Linked DNA regions of Homo sapiens: region 1 is linked to region 2. Evidence: read pairs that join two places in POLR2A ChIA-PET (ENCODE). Cell type or tissue: Caco-2. All regions are shown on one strand. Links, peaks and the distances in the headings refer to the core of each region. The heading gives the core; the rest is flanking DNA.

What was found. Peaks named below come from ENCODE experiments on the same cell type or tissue, not always from the same donor. Only the 100,000 strongest peaks of a DNase experiment are listed, where the experiment ranks them.
Region 1: POLR2A ChIA-PET joins it to region 2 with 6 read pairs; 4 of 35 experiments call an interaction of 5 or more read pairs at or near these places.

Annotation. Positions count from the first base shown.
Region 1 is chr7:92,229,146-92,237,145 of GRCh38, reverse strand. KRIT1 (KRIT1 ankyrin repeat containing) reads left to right here. Exons shown (of 19, transcript NM_194454.3): 7 at 604-733; 8 at 1,500-1,743; 9 at 2,223-2,338; 10 at 2,554-2,697. Among named protein-coding and RNA genes, the nearest start is that of KRIT1, 13 kb to the left of the region's middle. In Caco-2, for the core only: no CTCF peak of the experiment used is centred there; no DNase peak of the experiment used is centred there.
Region 2 is chr7:92,460,371-92,469,073 of GRCh38, reverse strand. It overlaps ERVW-1 (endogenous retrovirus group W member 1, envelope), which reads left to right. Exons shown (of 2, transcript NM_001130925.2): 2 at 1-694. The coding sequence ends at 309. It also overlaps a transcript of GATAD1 not described here. Among named protein-coding and RNA genes, the nearest start is that of ERVW-1, 13 kb to the left of the region's middle. In Caco-2, for the core only: a CTCF peak has its summit at 7,362 (motif pointing right); DNase peaks (open chromatin) are centred at 2,253, 4,313 and 7,256.

The DNA.
Region 1 (8,000 bases), core at 1-8,000, 230 kb after region 2:
AATTTTGTGACCTTGGGCAAATCTCCTCTTTAATCTTTAGCTCTTTATTTGTAAAATAGGGACAATATTGCTATCTACTCCCACTTGTTTCATGGTGCTGGAAAAATTCAATGAGGTATTAGATACGAAATCACCTTGGAAACTATAGAGTACTAGCATCATGTAAGATAGTAGTAACACTGATGATATACTATATTAATCACCCACCATGGACATCCCATCAGCCTGCTGCTACACAGTGCTGACATGTATTTTATTAGCCAGCTGTAGCATTCCAGATATATTTTTCCAGGCATACTTAGGTTAAAAAGTTCAGTATCTTAAGTAGCATTGGAAATCTTATTAATGAGTTTTACAGCATTGTTGAGGAAGATAAAGATGAAACAGTTTCTGCAGTCCTCCAAAATTCTAAATGTTGCATTTACCTGAGTGGACAAGGTCACAGAGCTAGTCATCACTTGAATCCAGGCCTTCTAATTCCAAATCTAGAACAATTTATTTTATACTTAACAAGTTTTCATTTTCTAACATGTATTTTTAGATGAAAACATGCAGATGTAAACCTTTTATATGGTAGCATAATTCTTCATTTTTCTTTTTCAGATAATACTAAATACACATATACCCCAGGATGCCCAATTTTTTACTGCTTACAAGATATTATGCGAGTCTGTAGTGAATCCAGTACTCATTTTGCTACACTTACAGCAAGGATGTTAATAGCCTTGGATAAGTAAGAAATGCCGTTAGAAGTATCTTTTAATTAATCAAATACATGTTTATAGTAGAAATTAGTTGTCATAGATACAGACACTTTGAGAAGAAAATAATGAAAATAATATATGTATTAAAAAATGGTAAGTTTTTCAATTCTAATATAAAAATGAAAAACCCGAAGATAAGGTTGTCCTGGCCTGGGTACAGCATGTTAATTTTATTTTTCAGAAATGGTAAACACTGCCCTGGCTTAAGAATTAAGATTTACCTGTTATGAAACTATACATTTAATATTGAGTTACTCTTATCAGTGAAGAAGTCATTCAACCTCTTATGCCTTTGTCTTTCTGTAAGAACAGGGCTAATGTCACCTACATCTCAGTAGTTTGAATTTTAACAGTACTTTTATGTTTTTTGAAAGGAGTTTTTATTACTATAATGGCACATACATTTAAAAAATTTATTTGCTGTATCCATTAACAAAACTTTTATTAATAAATGAAGTATTTGTATACTGACTTGATCTTTATAGATCATATGAACATATTATCACATGTGCCCCTAAAGTATGTACAGTATTATGCATGTTTTTTTGTTAAAAAAATCAATTTGCAATATAAATAAATTTTAAAAATAATAAAGTACTTAACTAACACTAAATTAAAATTATAAAAATCTGAAGGTAATATTCACAAGTGTCATATATCAGAGTTAGATAGTAATCTATCTTTTTCATCTTCACTTTCGAATGGCTACTTCTACCTGTTTTTTTATTTTGCCAGGTGGTTAGATGAACGTCATGCACAATCTCACTTTATTCCAGCTTTATTCCGACCTTCTCCTCTTGAGCGGATAAAAACTAATGTCATAAATCCTGCATATGCTACTGAATCAGGTCAGACAGAAAACTCACTACATATGGGCTATAGTGCACTAGAAATAAAGAGTAAAATGTTAGCCCTAGAGAAAGCAGATACCTGTATTTACAACCCTTTGTTTGGATCAGATCTTCAGTATACAAATCGGGTAAGAGTTGAATGAATTTTAGCTCTGATTTAAAAGACGTTTTATCTCAAGTGTAATTTTTTTTCCTGAGATATATACATCTATTACTAATTATAAACATGAAGGCCTGGTACAGTGGCTCACGCCTGTAATCCCAGCACTTTGGGAGGCCAAGGAGGGCAGATTGCCTGAGGTCAGGAGTTCGAGACCAGCCTGGCCAACATGGTGAAATCTCGTCTCTACTAAAAATACAAAAATTAGCTGGATGTGGTGGCGTACCCCTGTAGTCTTAGCTACCCCGGAGACTGAGGCAGGAGAATCGCTTGAACCTGGGAGGCGGAGGTTGCAGTGTGCTGAGATCGCAGCACTGAACTCCAGCCTGGGCAACAGAGCAAGACTCATTCTCAATAAATAAATAAGTAAAAATTTAAAATATAAACATGTAAACATTAAGATGACAAAGCTCTTAATGGGTTTTTGTTATTGTTTTCCCTTTCTAGGTAGATAAAGTGGTAATAAATCCATACTTTGGTCTAGGAGCTCCAGACTACTCAAAAATCCAAATACCTAAACAGGAAAAATGGCAGAGAAGCATGAGCAGTGTCACAGAAGACAAGTACTGTTTCGGTTTTACTCCACATTGCTTTTATAAAAACTTACATTCTAATTTAAAGTATTGTTTAAAATTATATATGCAATTTGTATGCATTGTAGTCACTATTGAGTTTACAGCTTCTTAGTGATACAGAGCTTTCATAGATGTGTCACATTTCTTTTGAAACAATTTTTACAGTCCTGTTGTATTTTTCAAAATTTCTTTTTAATGATTAGGGAACGACAGTGGGTAGATGATTTTCCTCTCCACCGAAGCGCCTGTGAAGGAGATTCAGAATTACTAAGCCGTCTTCTCAGTGAAAGATTTTCAGTCAACCAGTTAGATAGTGACCACTGGGCACCCATTCATTATGCATGCTGGTAAATGGAATATTTATTCTTTTCTTTTTAGAAAGAATACATTTTTTATTATAAATGTTAGTCCTTCTTTTCAAGACTGTTCTCATTCCAAATACTTTTTCTCTACCTGTTTGCCTTAGGAGTTTTCTGTTTTGATCTTAGATGATTGTATATGTGCCAATGTTCAGAATTGTAAGGTCTGCCCTATGGGGAACGTACTGTTAGTGTCCTTAGGCATTGCCAGGTCATATAGTAGGATACTTAATGACTAGTAAATGTCACTGTAGAGTACAAGGTCACTTATTCACCCTTGCAGTTTCTCTTGTTTTGCAGTTTCTCTTGTTTTGTATTGGGATTATGTTATGCTTATCTTTACTGGAAGTTTGCATGTGTTAACTACTTACGATTTGACCTTGCGTCTTGCTATAAAAGTATCCTTTTAGTGCTTTGAGAAACTGGTTATCAAGAAGCCCTCAAAAGCCTTCATTAGAACCACAGCTTTCCATTATGTTAGATACTAGTGTTGGGACAGGATTGGGGTTAGCTCTTTCCACTAGTTGCCCAGTGTAGCTCTTGGTCTCCTCTCACATAATTATTTTTCCCCTCAGTTGGGCTGAGTTGTTAGTGTTTAGAGTAGTAGTTAACTGTTTACTATAAGTCATCTTCTAGAAAGGATATAATAAAGTTTTTTACATTATTTCTGTGGGAAAGTTGCTCTTCACCTATTGTTTAAAGTAAGCTTCCTTGGCTAATTTAAGAGGTACCGGCCAGGTGCAGTGGCTCACACCTGTAATCCCAGCACTTTGGGAGGCCGAGGCAGGTGGATCACGAGGTCAGGAGATCAAGACCATCCTGGCTAACATGGTGAAACCCCGTCTCCACTAAAAATACAAAAATTAGCCGGGCGTGGTGGTGCACGCCTGTAATCCCAGCTACTTGGGAGGCTGAGGCAGGAGAATAGCTTGAACCAGGGAGGCAGAGATTACAGTGAGCTGAGATTGCACCACCGCACTCCAGCCTGGTGACAGAGTGAGATTCCATTTCAAAAAAAAAAAAAAAAGTACCACATTATTTATTGCCTTGTTAAATGTCCACAGTGTCTTAGTTGTATTAGATTGAGCAAGGTAATTCACTTTACCTCTCTGCATCTCAGCTTATTTATCCATATATAAAATGCAGTAGATCATTTCTAGAGTTTCTTCCAACTCGAAATTCTTTTGATTTATCTGATTTTAATATTTGTAATCAAGCAGTTAACTATAGTTGCTTTATATGTGTGTGTGTGTGTGTGTGTGTGTGTGTGTGTGTATAAAAAGATCTTTTTTCTGTTTCCTTAAAAATATGCTCTTATATTTCTTATTACATGGAATTTTTGTATTAAGAGTTACTCTAATTGTCTTTAACTGAGTTAATAGTTGTTTCTTTAGATTACCAGAAAATACTGGCGGCAAAAACAATACTAAAAGAAATCACATGCAGCCGGGTGCAGTGGCTCACACCTGTAATCCCAGCACTTTGGGAGGCCAAGGTGGGCGGATCACGAGGTCAGGAGGTTGAGACCATCCTGGCTAACACCATGAAATCCCGTCTCTATTAAATATACAAAAAATTAGCCGGGTGTGGTGGCGGGTGCCTGTAGTCCCAGCTACTTGGGAGGCTGAGGCAGGAGAATGGTGTGAACCCGCGAGGCGGAGCTTGCAGTGAGCTGAGATCACGCCACTGCACTCCAGCCTGGGCAACACAGTGAGACTCCATCTCAAAAAAAAGGAAAAAAAGAAATCACATGCTTTACCAGGAGCTAAATAAAAAGAGGTAGAGAATATAGTTCAGATTCCAAAAAAGTATACTATAGATTTGGAAAAGGCAAAGGCAGTGAATTTTAGTTGAGGAATCCCAAGTTTATATTTGACTGTATAGTTGCTCCTTTTTGTGGCAGGGGTGTTTTTTTTTTTTTCCCCCTCTAATGAAAGAATGGTAATATTTTCAACTATTACATAAAAACAAAAGCATGGCATTGTATTTAATATGCTTTGGAATGTACCTATGTTTCAGTACCATTTTTAGTTCCTAAAATATTACCTTTGGTAAGTTACTTTATGTCTCTAAGGGTCTGTTTCTTTATCTATACGAGATGGGCTTAAAAATGGTACCTTCCCTAATAGTAAAAGAAAAATTACAAGTAACGTGCTTTGAGAGCACATAATGAGCACTCAATAAATCTTGGCTTTTAAGAATAAGTGTTGGCCGGGTGTAGTGGCCCACACCTGTAATCCCAGCACTTTGGAAGGCCAAGAAGGGCAGATGACTGGAAGTCAGGAGTTTGAGACCAGCCTGCCCTGGTGAAACTCTGTCTCTACTGAAAATACAAAAATTAGCTGGGCGTGGTGGCAGGCACCTGTAATCCCAGCTGCTCGGGAGGCTGAGGCAGGAGAATCGCTTGAGCCCAGGAGGTGGAGGTTGCAGTGTACTGAGATCCCACCACCGCACTCCAGCCTGGGCGACTGAGTGAGACTACATCTCAAAAAATAAAATAAAAAAATAAATATTGTAAAAATGTAAAGATTTTGATGTCTGAATCTAAAATTTATTAATCTGTAATATTTTCATTTGCAAATTTTTGTTACTTGAGTATGCCAAGGAAAAGAGTTTTATACTTGGATAAATTAATTTTCTGTCAGCTTGATAATCAAGTTTAATGTAACAGGAGTAGTATGGGTCACCTTGCAATACTATTAGTTGGATGCCTCATTTAATTGACGTGAATTCAAATAATGATTTAACTATTCAGTAAAGAACTTAAATTTATCTTGGAAGTATACTCTTATTCACTAATTGGTACAAAGACCGAGGAGGGGACACTGGGCTCTTGACTGTGATACAGTGAAGAGACTAGGGTTTAGTCCTATTTTTGTAAGACAAGATATTTTACCTCACTTGGTCTCATTTCTCACCTTTAAAATGAGGGTTTTAATTAGATTAGTGGTTCTCAAACTTTTGGGTCTCAGGATACTTTTTTACTCTTAACAGTTACAGGATTCCCAAGAGTTTTTGTTTATGTGGATTAAATCCAGTGTTAAGATATTAGAAATAGAAACTGAAAAATATTCCATGTGTATTAAAAATAACAATACCTATATATGTTAACATAACACAATTTAATGAAAAAAATAAGAGTTTAAAATTCAAGATTGGTAGCCAGACATGTAAAAACCATTCTTTACTTTCTAGAATCATCATTTTCCCAAAATATTTAAAATGGCTTTAACCCCTTGTAGAGAACTTAACAGCCACTCAGTAAATGTCTCACTGACATTTCATATTCTCTCACTTCTTTATTCTTCCCGTACCCCTATGCCAGACCCTCTATTTTGAATCAAATCAGTGTCTTCTTTCTCTGATAGTACTTTCAGACTTCAGATCATTGTTAGTGTTTTTCAAACTGTGATGATTTGGCTTCCTACAAATTATTTCATCCAATTTCACTTGGAGCTTCACTGTATATTAGCTATCTGTACTCTTTGTTTCATTCAGCCTTTTAGTCCTCCCCTTCCAAGCTATTCTAAACGTTTCTACTCCTAAGTACTTAAACTTTCACTACTTTCTTTTTCTACTTTCATAATCCCTATACTCCTTTTTGCCCCCTATTTTCAAAGAAAATTTAAGGCGTCAGAAATGTTCTTCTCTATCCCTAATGATCACTTTTTGTCCCCATCTCTCTCCTGTATCATAGGGTATACACATAAAAATTCTTCTTATTCCCCTTAAATTCACTTTTCTTTTTCCACACCTACTTTCTTCTTTCCCTCAAACATGCATGATTCTCTTCCTTCTTGAAAGTTGCTTTCACCTGAACCTACTTCTTTTAGCTACCATCCTGTTTCTTTCCTTCCTTTCACAGCCAGATTTCAAAGGTGAGTGGGAGACACACTCTGCTTTCTCTTTTTCACTCTTCATAAACCTTAACTTTTTCTGAGTTTTTGATCTGTTTCCCTGCTCTGCAGCATTTAATTCTTGACTACTTTTCATTTTAAGAACAAATAGGAGTTGAAAGAGCATAATGGAGCTATAATGAAGGTCAGTAAAAATGCAAGGTATTATTGATATCTTATCATTGCTGTGGAAACACTCACTGGCCTCCATTCTGTGATCCAGACCTGTGTCTTAGTAGTAGTACTACTAAGATTCAGAAAACTGGCTTCTAACTCTGGCTAGTCACCATGAGACGTTGGGCAAGTTAGTTAACTGCATCAAGCTCCATTTTTCTCATCTGTGCAATAAAAAAGTACCTCTGCCTACTTTATAAATTTCTATGATTATATTAAATAATTATATAAGAAGGTAGCTGGGAAATTTTAAAGCACCATACAAAATGTATGTTTGTATTATTTTTATTATTACTTCTCGAATTGCTACCTCACTATCTTTTCCCTTTTAGATGTATTTCAGTGTTCTAAGGTGATCACATTTCTCTAAATTCATTCTCAGATTTCATCCATTCTTTCAGACCATTTAATTCTTTTCAGTGAGATGATTTTACATATTCTCAAATAGATACTCTAAGCCTTTGCCTTCCCCTAAGTAGTTTCAAGTTGCCTACTAAACATTTCAGTCACTTATCTTTTGTATGTAGGGCACTTTGGAGAATATAAAGACACTGTCCCTATCCTCAAGGAGCTTCCAGGCTGATAGAGAAGAGGTGTGGATAAACAAGGATGGAATTAGGTAGAATGAAATAAGTCACAAAAAAGAAGCAAAAATAGAATGCTAAAACATAGTGGGAATATAGAGAAGATAGATTTTAAACCGTTTCAGAGGCATAATGGAATTTAACCTGAACGAAATCAGGAAGGGGGAAAGGATGTCTTAAGAATAGCAAAGAATATTGTGGCTTTGATTTGCATTTCTCTAATGATCAGTGATATTGAGCTTTTTTTCATATGTCTCTTGGCTGCTTGTATGTCTTCTTTAGAAAAGTATCTATTAATGTATTTTACCCACTTTTTAATGGGGTGGTTTTTTCTTGTAAATTTGTTAAGTTTCTTATAGGTGCTGGATATTAGACTTCTGTCAGATGCATAGTTTGCAAATATTGTCTCCCATTCTGTAGGTTGTCTGTGTACTCTGTTGATAGTTTCTTTTGCTGTGCAGAGCAGCTGTTTAGTTTAAGTACCATCTCACACCAGTCAGAATGGCTATGATTAAAAAGTCATAAAAATAACAGATACTGGCAAGGTTGCAGAGAAAGGGAACGCTTATATACTGTTGGTGGGAGTGTAAATTAGTTCAACCATTGTGAAAAGCAGTATGGCAATTCCTCAAAGAGC
Region 2 (8,703 bases), core at 1-8,000:
CCCTGGGGCCTCCTCAGCCAATGGATGCCCTGGATTCTCCCCTTCTTAGGACCTCTAGCAGCTATAATATTGCTACTCCTCTTTGGACCCTGTATCTTTAACCTCCTTGTTAACTTTGTCTCTTCCAGAATCGAAGCTGTAAAACTACAAATGGAGCCCAAGATGCAGTCCAAGACTAAGATCTACCGCAGACCCCTGGACCGGCCTGCTAGCCCACGATCTGATGTTAATGACATCAAAGGCACCCCTCCTGAGGAAATCTCAGCTGCACAACCTCTACTACGCCCCAATTCAGCAGGAAGCAGTTAGAGCGGTCGTCGGCCAACCTCCCCAACAGCACTTAGGTTTTCCTGTTGAGATGGGGGACTGAGAGACAGGACTAGCTGGATTTCCTAGGCTGACTAAGAATCCCTAAGCCTAGCTGGGAAGGTGACCACATCCACCTTTAAACACGGGGCTTGCAACTTAGCTCACACCTGACCAATCAGAGAGCTCACTAAAATGCTAATTAGGCAAAGACAGGAGGTAAAGAAATAGCCAATCATCTATTGCCTGAGAGCACAGCAGGAGGGACAATGATCGGGATATAAACCCAAGTCTTCGAGCCGGCAACGGCAACCCCCTTTGGGTCCCCTCCCTTTGTATGGGAGCTCTGTTTTCATGCTATTTCACTCTATTAAATCTTGCAACTGCACTCTTCTGGTCCATGTTTCTTACGGCTTGAGCTGAGCTTTCGCTCGCCATCCACCACTGCTGTTTGCCGCCACCGCAGACCCGCCGCTGACTCCCATCCCTCTGGATCATGCAGGGTGTCCGCTGTGCTCCTGATCCAGCGAGGCACCCATTGCCGCTCCCAATCGGGCTAAAGGCTTGCCATTGTTCCTGCATGGCTAAGTGCCTGGGTTCATCCTAATTGAGCTGAACACTAGTCACTGGGTTCCATGGTTCTCTTCTGTGACCCACAGCTTCTAATAGAGCTATAACACTCACCGCATGGCCCAAGGTTCCATTCCTTGAATCCATAAGGCCAAGAACCCCAGGTCAGAGAACACGAGGCTTGCCACCATCTTGGGAGCTCTGTGAGCAAGGACCCCCAAGTAACACAACCATGAGGGTGCAAATGCATGGGCCACTAATGGTAGAGCAAGAAAACAGAAGGGCCCTGGTTCCTCGAAGGCATCAGTGAGCTGAAATGCCTGCCCTGGATGTCCTATTCCTAGGTGTTTTTCTGCCTGAAGCAGATTAAACCCTTTGTTCACTTCTCCAAGTAGGGCTTCTATTACAGCCCAAATCAATCCCCACCCCAGATGACATCATCCTATTAATACTTTTCAAAGTCTTCCTGTCCTTAAACTTCCAGCTTCCCCAAAACCCCACAGAAGATCAGCAGTCTGCTCTCCTAAGGGAGCCTGGGCCTGACTGGCATAGCTCTCCCTTACAATAGTAAGCAATTAATTCAGCTTTGCGACTTGATCAGTCCAAAGTGGCTGCCAGTTTGAAAATCTCAGAAAGGTACCATATGTACTAAGAGAAGCCCTGACATGAGGGCCTAAGCCAAAAGTTGGCCCACATCCTTCCTCTTCCAAATTTAGGATGGGCACTGTAAAGATAAATATGAATTTAATAAGTTTAATTCCACCTGTTGAAAATGAGGCAAGAAATTTTCCTCCCCTCCATGTCAGGTTATTACTTGAGAAAACTTGTATGTGCTTTCTCAGTCTCTTTGAAATATATATATGTATATAATTTTTTTTTTATTTTGAGACGGAGTTTTGTTCTTGTTTCCAGGCTGGAGTGCAATGGTGCAATCTCGGCTCAACCTCCGCCTCCGGGTTCAAGTGATTCTCCTGCCTCAACCTCCCTGGTAGCTAGGATTACAGGCATGTGTCACCATGCCTGGCTAATTTTTTTGTATTTTTAGTAGAAATGGGTTTCATCATGTTGGCCAGGCTGGTTTCGAACTCCTGACCTCAGGTGATCCACCTGCCTTGGCCTCCCAAAGTGCTGGGATTAAAAGCATGAGCCATCATGCCCAGCCTGAAATACATATACAGATATATATATTTAAAAACTGAATCAGCCTTTTGTCAGCTTTATGACCTAGGAATGTCTTTCTCAAGGATCTGGGAAATGTAAACATTACCAGATAGCATACCTATCTTCCAGTTTCTGTGGGAGGGTAACAGCCTAATCTTAATGAGTACCTTGCACCAAGCTATAAAAGTAACTCCTGTTTCCACACTCCCCCACCCCCGAAAAGTTGATATCTTAGATAACACAAGTGGTCACATCAATTATCAGGTAAAGTTAGAATGAACTGTGTGACCAGTGGTGCTGTCAAGTTCTCTTAGTTGAGGACTATTTATCTCGAAAACATACATGTAATGGGCTGTACCTGCTTGGCTGTACAAAATGGTGAAATTTCCTTCTGTCTTTGTGATCTCTTAGCAAAGTGCCTGTGATGTGCATCACATTCTCATTTAATTTTTATTCAATAATAAAGCTTATCTTTCTCTACTGCCTTCATGGAGAGGATTTCTGGGTTGAGAGAAGATTTTGTTTTTTAAATTATATTTCCCCAACAGCACCTTCACCCTTTATTCTAAAACTGCTGGCTGGGTGTGGTGGCTTATGCCTGTAATCACAACCCTTTGGGAGGCCAAGGTCGGAGGACTGCTTGAGGCCAGGAGTTTGAGAACTAGCCTAAGCAATATAGTGAGACCCCATCTCTTAAAAAAAAATAGCTGGGCATGGTAGTGCACAACTGTGGTCCCAGCTACTCAGGAGGCTGAGGTAGGAGGATCACTTGAGCCTGGGAGGTGGAGGCTGCAGTGAGCAGTGATCACAACAGTGCACTCCAGCCCGGGTGACAGTGCAAGAACCTGTTTCAAAAAAAAAATAAAATTGCTGTCTTTTTCACTCACACCTTCACTATTCATGGGGAGAAGTGTGTAAGGTATAACAGTCTTTTTGTAATAAACCTCCCCACTTCCACTCTTCTAATCAGAAGTAGAGATGATGTTATGAGAAGTTGAGATTAAGGTTGTAGCTTTTCTTTTTTCTTTTTTTTGAGACCGAGTCTCACTCTGTCGGCCCAGACTGGAGTACAACGGTGCGATCTTGGCTCACTGCAACCTCCCCACTGCCCAGGTTCAAGTGATTCTCCTGCCTCAGCCTCCTGAGTAACTGGGATTACAGGGATGTGCCACCACGCCGGGCTAATTTTTGTATTTTTAGTAGAGACGAGGTTTCACCATGTTGACCAGGCTAGTCTTGAACTCCAGGCCTCAGGTGATCCCCCAACCTGGCCTCCCAAGGTGGGGGATTACAGGCATGAGCCACCATGCCTGGCAGATTGTAGCTTTTTTGTTTACAGTTTGGTAATTACTTCATGCCAGTCTGTCATGTTTAATAAACAACACAGGTTAGTGATTGCTTTTTTTCTTTTTTTTTTTGAGATGGAGTTTCCCTCTTGTCATCCAGGCTAGAGTGCAATGGCGTGATCTTGGCTCACTGCAACCTCCACCTCCCAGATTCAAGTAATTCTCCTGCCTCAGCCTCTGGAGTAGCTGGGATTACAGGCAGCGGCCACCACAGCCAGCTAATTTTTGTATTTTTAGTAGAGATGGGGTTTCACCATGTTGGCCAGGCTGGTCTCAAACTCCTGACCTCAGGTGATCCACCCGCCTCGGCCTCTCAAAGTGCCAGGATTACAGGCATGAGCCACTGCACCCAGCCAATTGCCTCTTCTTCAACAGAAAAGAAAGAAAATGAAACTATGTAAGTTCAGCCATGTGCAGGGATGCTTTAGAAATAACATTTAGATTTTTAATTTGTATTAGATTCTTTGGACCTAGTACTGTATTTCTCACAGTAGCATTTACCCAATTTCTTTCGGATCCTACGTATGGCAGTTCAGCAGTGACATTTCCATGGTATTTTCTTAACTTCTTTAGGCCTCATTTTTCCTATCTGTAGAATGAGGGAGTTAGATTAGATGGTCTCTAAATCCGTACATCTACAAAGAATATGAATCTTTGAAAAATTGTTTTCTTTATCTGGATCACAAGCCACTATCAATCTATGAGAATCTGCACTGGAGTTGAAGAAACAAGCTTTATTCACAAAATCAAATTTTATTTGCCTAGAAATGTTCGGCTTACAAAACCTGAAATGAACTCTTTGGAAGCTCCTCTATGGCATTATTCTGATGCTCAGGGCATCAACATGCTGGGACACTCCCTTGCCTAACCTCTGTGCCCAGGGGCCCTGCCTGAGGACGCTGGCAGGATTCTCTAGCTTGCTCTGAAAAACGATGCCTTTGCTGAAGCCACTCTTCTGGTTGTCCTTTTATGGCCTGTCCCCATTTCAGTGATTCCCCTGCAAGCTGAAGCATGCAGCAGTTAGACCAGTTTTTCCATTCTTCTTAATTCCCAAGGCCCTTTCCTAGGCTTTCATAATGCAAGACACAAGGACAGATGATTATTATTTCTAGGCTTCGGATATTTGTGCAGAGGACTAGAGTTGAGAAAGGGAGCCTTGACTGTGGTAGGCCTGAATGTGTTCTAAGTTTGGACATGACCTCAGAGTGAGCACTGAGGCTGGCCCACAGGCCAGAAACCCACAAAAATATGGCTGTCCATCTTGCCCACCTGCCTAACAGTTTGTCCCATAAAAGCATTAAATTAGGAGACAGAAATCAACTAGGTGCAGAGTTTTGTTACTGCATTGCACGTCTCCTGAGTTCTCAAATCCGTATTTTCAATTATCTAATGGATATTCAAGTCCAGGAGATGGCTCACAGTCCTCACATTACAAAACAGAACACACACCTCACATCACATGCAAATCTCCACCTAGCCTTGTTTACTAACTGGGAGATTTTTAAATTATAAGAATCAAGTAGGATCTTTGCCCACGTATTTTTTTAAGAGTTTTTCACCTACCAAAAAGTTGTACTCAATGTCTTCCTTAATTCATCCTCCTCACTCAGTCTCTATTTACAACTGGTTATTAAATTCTGTTGACTTTATCTCCTATATATCTATTTTTTAAAGATTATGGTAAAATATGCATAACAAAACTTACAATTTTAACCTTTTTTTTGAGACTAAGTCTCGCTCTGTCCCCCAGGCTGGAGTGCAGTGGCGCAATCTCAACTCACTGCAACCTCTGCCTCCTGGGTTCAAGCAATTCCTAGGCCTCATCCTCCCAGCAGCTGGGACTACAGGCACCCACCACCACACTCGACTAATTTTTGTATTTTTAATAGAGATGGGGTTTCGCCACGTTGGCCAGGCTGGTCCTTAACTCTTGACCTCAACTGATCTGCCTGCCTTGGCCTCCCAAAGTGCTGAAATTACAGGCATGAGCCACCGCACCCAGGTATCAACCTTTTTTTTTTTTTTTTTGAGACGGAATCTGGCTCTGTTGCCCAGGCTGGAGTGCAGTGGCGCGATCTCAGCTCACTGCAAGCTCCGACTCCCAGGTCACACCATTCTCCTGCCTCAGCCTCCCGAGTAGCTGGGACTACAGGTGCCTGCCACCATGCCCGGCTAATTTTTTTTTTATTTGTTTTTATTTTTTAGTAGAGACAGGGTTTCACCATGTTAGCCAGAATGGTCTCAATCTCCTGACCTCATGATCCGCCTGTCTTGGCCTCCCAAAGTTCTGGGATTTACAGCCATGAGCCACTGCGCCAGCCCAGTATTAACCATTTTTAAGTGTACAATTTAGTGTCATTAAGTACATTCATCATGTTGACTACTGTCACTACCCATTTCCAGAATTTTTTCAAAATCACTCCAAACCGAAAATTTGTACCCACAATACCCCTCTTCCCACAACCCTGGTAACCTCTAATGTTCTGTATCTATGACATAATTTGCCTATTCTAGGTAACTAACTCATATAAGTGGAATTATACAATATTTGTCCTTTTAAGTTTGGCTTATTTCCATTAACATGTTTTCAAGGTTCATCATTATAGCATGTATCAGAATTTCATTCCTTCTACGGCTGAATAATATCCCACTGCACGACCTCACCACGTTTTGATCATCCATTCGTCTGCTGATGGGTCCTTGTGTTGTTTCTATCTCTGTCAGCTTGGGCTGCTGCAACAAAATACCGTAGCCTGAGTGGTTTAAACAACACACATTCATTTCTCACAGTTCTGGATGCTGAGAACCCAAGAGCAAGGTGCTAGCAGATTTGGGTTCTGGTGAGAGCTCTCTTCCTGGCTGTGGCCACCTTCTGGCTGTCTTCTTACATAGTGAGGAGAGAAAGGAAGGCTTTGGTCTGTTCTCCTCTTCCTAAAAGGACACTAATTCCACTATGCGGGCTCCACCCTCATGACCTCGTAGAAATCTGATTACCTCCCAAAGGCCCTACTCCCCTAATACCATTGCCTTGGGGGCCAGGGCTTTAACATATGAACTTGGGGCATGGGGATCAGGCACACATTCAGCCTGTAACACCATTTAGATTACCATCTTTGGACCTAAATATCTATTTTAAAGTTGTATTTTTTTCCTGACTACGTAAGTAGTGGATGCTAGTAATACAAACTTCAAAATTTTTAAAAGCATAAAGAATATTAAAATGACTGTAATTCCAACTATGCTTGTTATTTTGTTTGTTCCAGTTTTCTTTATATGCATATGTATGCATGTGTATATGTGTGTGTTTTTGTTTTTTTTTTTTACAAAATCAGAATCATTATGTAGTTGTGTCCAGGTTTTACACTAAACATTTTATAAACTTTTTTTTGCGTTATTAAAAATTATTTGTAAATGGTATTTCTGATGACAGCATAAAATTCTATTAGAAAAATATCAAAATTCATTTTCCTATTGTTGGACCTTTAGATTGTTTCTGGTTTTTCACAACTTTAAATACTGTTAACAACTTCTTTTTATACCCATTTTTTGGTCCACATTTTAAATCCTCTTAGCATGGATTCTTAGAAATGAAATTACTGGATCAAGAAGTACTTTTAATACTTTTAAGATTATAGATACATATTGCTATTCTAAAAAGCTATGTTAATTTACATTGGCCACCAGCTGGATAGGGTGTCCCTCTGTGCCTCTGAGGTGGTCCCTAGTGGTCTCTGCCCTTGGAATTCACGCCCTTGTGTGGTCCTGTGTTCACACTGTACCAGAGTTGGTCTGTGTGACCCAACAGCATATGGCAGAAGTGCTGGTATGTCCCTTCTTTCAGATTAGGTTATAGAAAAGATGGTGGCTTCCATCTTGGGTGCAACTGCCCTTGCGTCTTTCTGTCACGGACCATTTGCTGTGAGCAAACCTGTGGAGGCCCACAGAGAGGAATGGAAGCTTCCTGCCAACAGCCACATGAGGGAGCTGTTTCTCCCATTTTATTCTTTGCTTTTCAATTTAGTATATAAACTTTAAAAATAATCCAATCTATCTTTCCCTATGTGATCTCTTTCATTACTTTTTGATTTAAAAAATGTATCAAAGCACTACATATTCATAGCAAAAAGATGGCCAAATAATTCTAAACAGTTTATAATGAGAAACAGTAGTTCCTTGCCTTCTCTTTCAGAGTCTCAGCAACTGTTATCAGCCAGAATTCGATCAGAGAAACAGAACCACTAGGAGCGATATAGAAAAGGAATCTATAAAGGAAACTTTACCTTACACAATTGTTGGAGCTTGCTGAACACTCTGTGTAAGGCTGTTGCTTCTGTGTTTGGTGTTGGGGCCTTAAGTCAGCAGCGCAGGCAGTCTGGAAGGGAAGACAGATTTCAAGTGGAGGACAGGAAAGAAAAACTTGAACCTACATCAGTCTCTTACCCTCGCCAAACCTCCAATTCAGATGATACAGGCACCCTGCAGAAGAAGCTGGTGACCTTTACCACAGAGCTAAGCATGCGCCTGGCCCAGGAGTGGCTGAAGCTGAAGGAAGTCACTCCCAAGTTCTTTCCTAGAATCATGATGTGAATATAGGAAAATAATGAAATCACTGACTTTATTTTCTCAGCTGGTCATTCACTCCCTTTCAAGGGTTTAAGAACTACTATTTATAAAATATTCTAGATATGTATAGACTAAAAGCCAGCGGTTGTTCACCACCAGTTGGGCACTTATGCAAACAAACGTGTGTGTGTGTGTGTGCTTATTGTAAAAAATTTGGAAAATACTGCTTGTTAGAGAAAATTTGGAAAATACTGCGAAGTATAAAGCTGAAAAAAGTAGCTGCAGAAAACCTCTGTTGACATGTTAAAATTCTGGAGGAATTTCCGTCTTTTTTTTTTTTTTTTTTTTTTTGAGAGAAGGTCTCACTTCTATCACCCAGGCTGGAGTGGTGGCACAATCATGGGTCACTGCAGCTCAAGTGATCCTCCACCTCAGCCTCTTAAAGTGCTGGGATTACAGGCATGAGCTACTGTGCCTGGGCTCCTTCCATCTTTTATAAAAGATGCTTCTTGTTTGCAGAATTGCTATCATACAGTTCTACATTCTGCTTTTTTCTCTTATTTATTGTGAACCTTTCCGCTACTACGAGCAATCTTCCTTGTGGGTCACCATTAAGAGGTGCTTAAATAAATTACTGTGCATTTATGCATCTGACCCAATAATTAATGGCCCACCTCTTGTGGGTCATTTGGGTTCCTTCTCTTGGCACAGACCTTCTCCTGGCTTATATTTCTTGGGTGTAGGAGGTATACCCTCC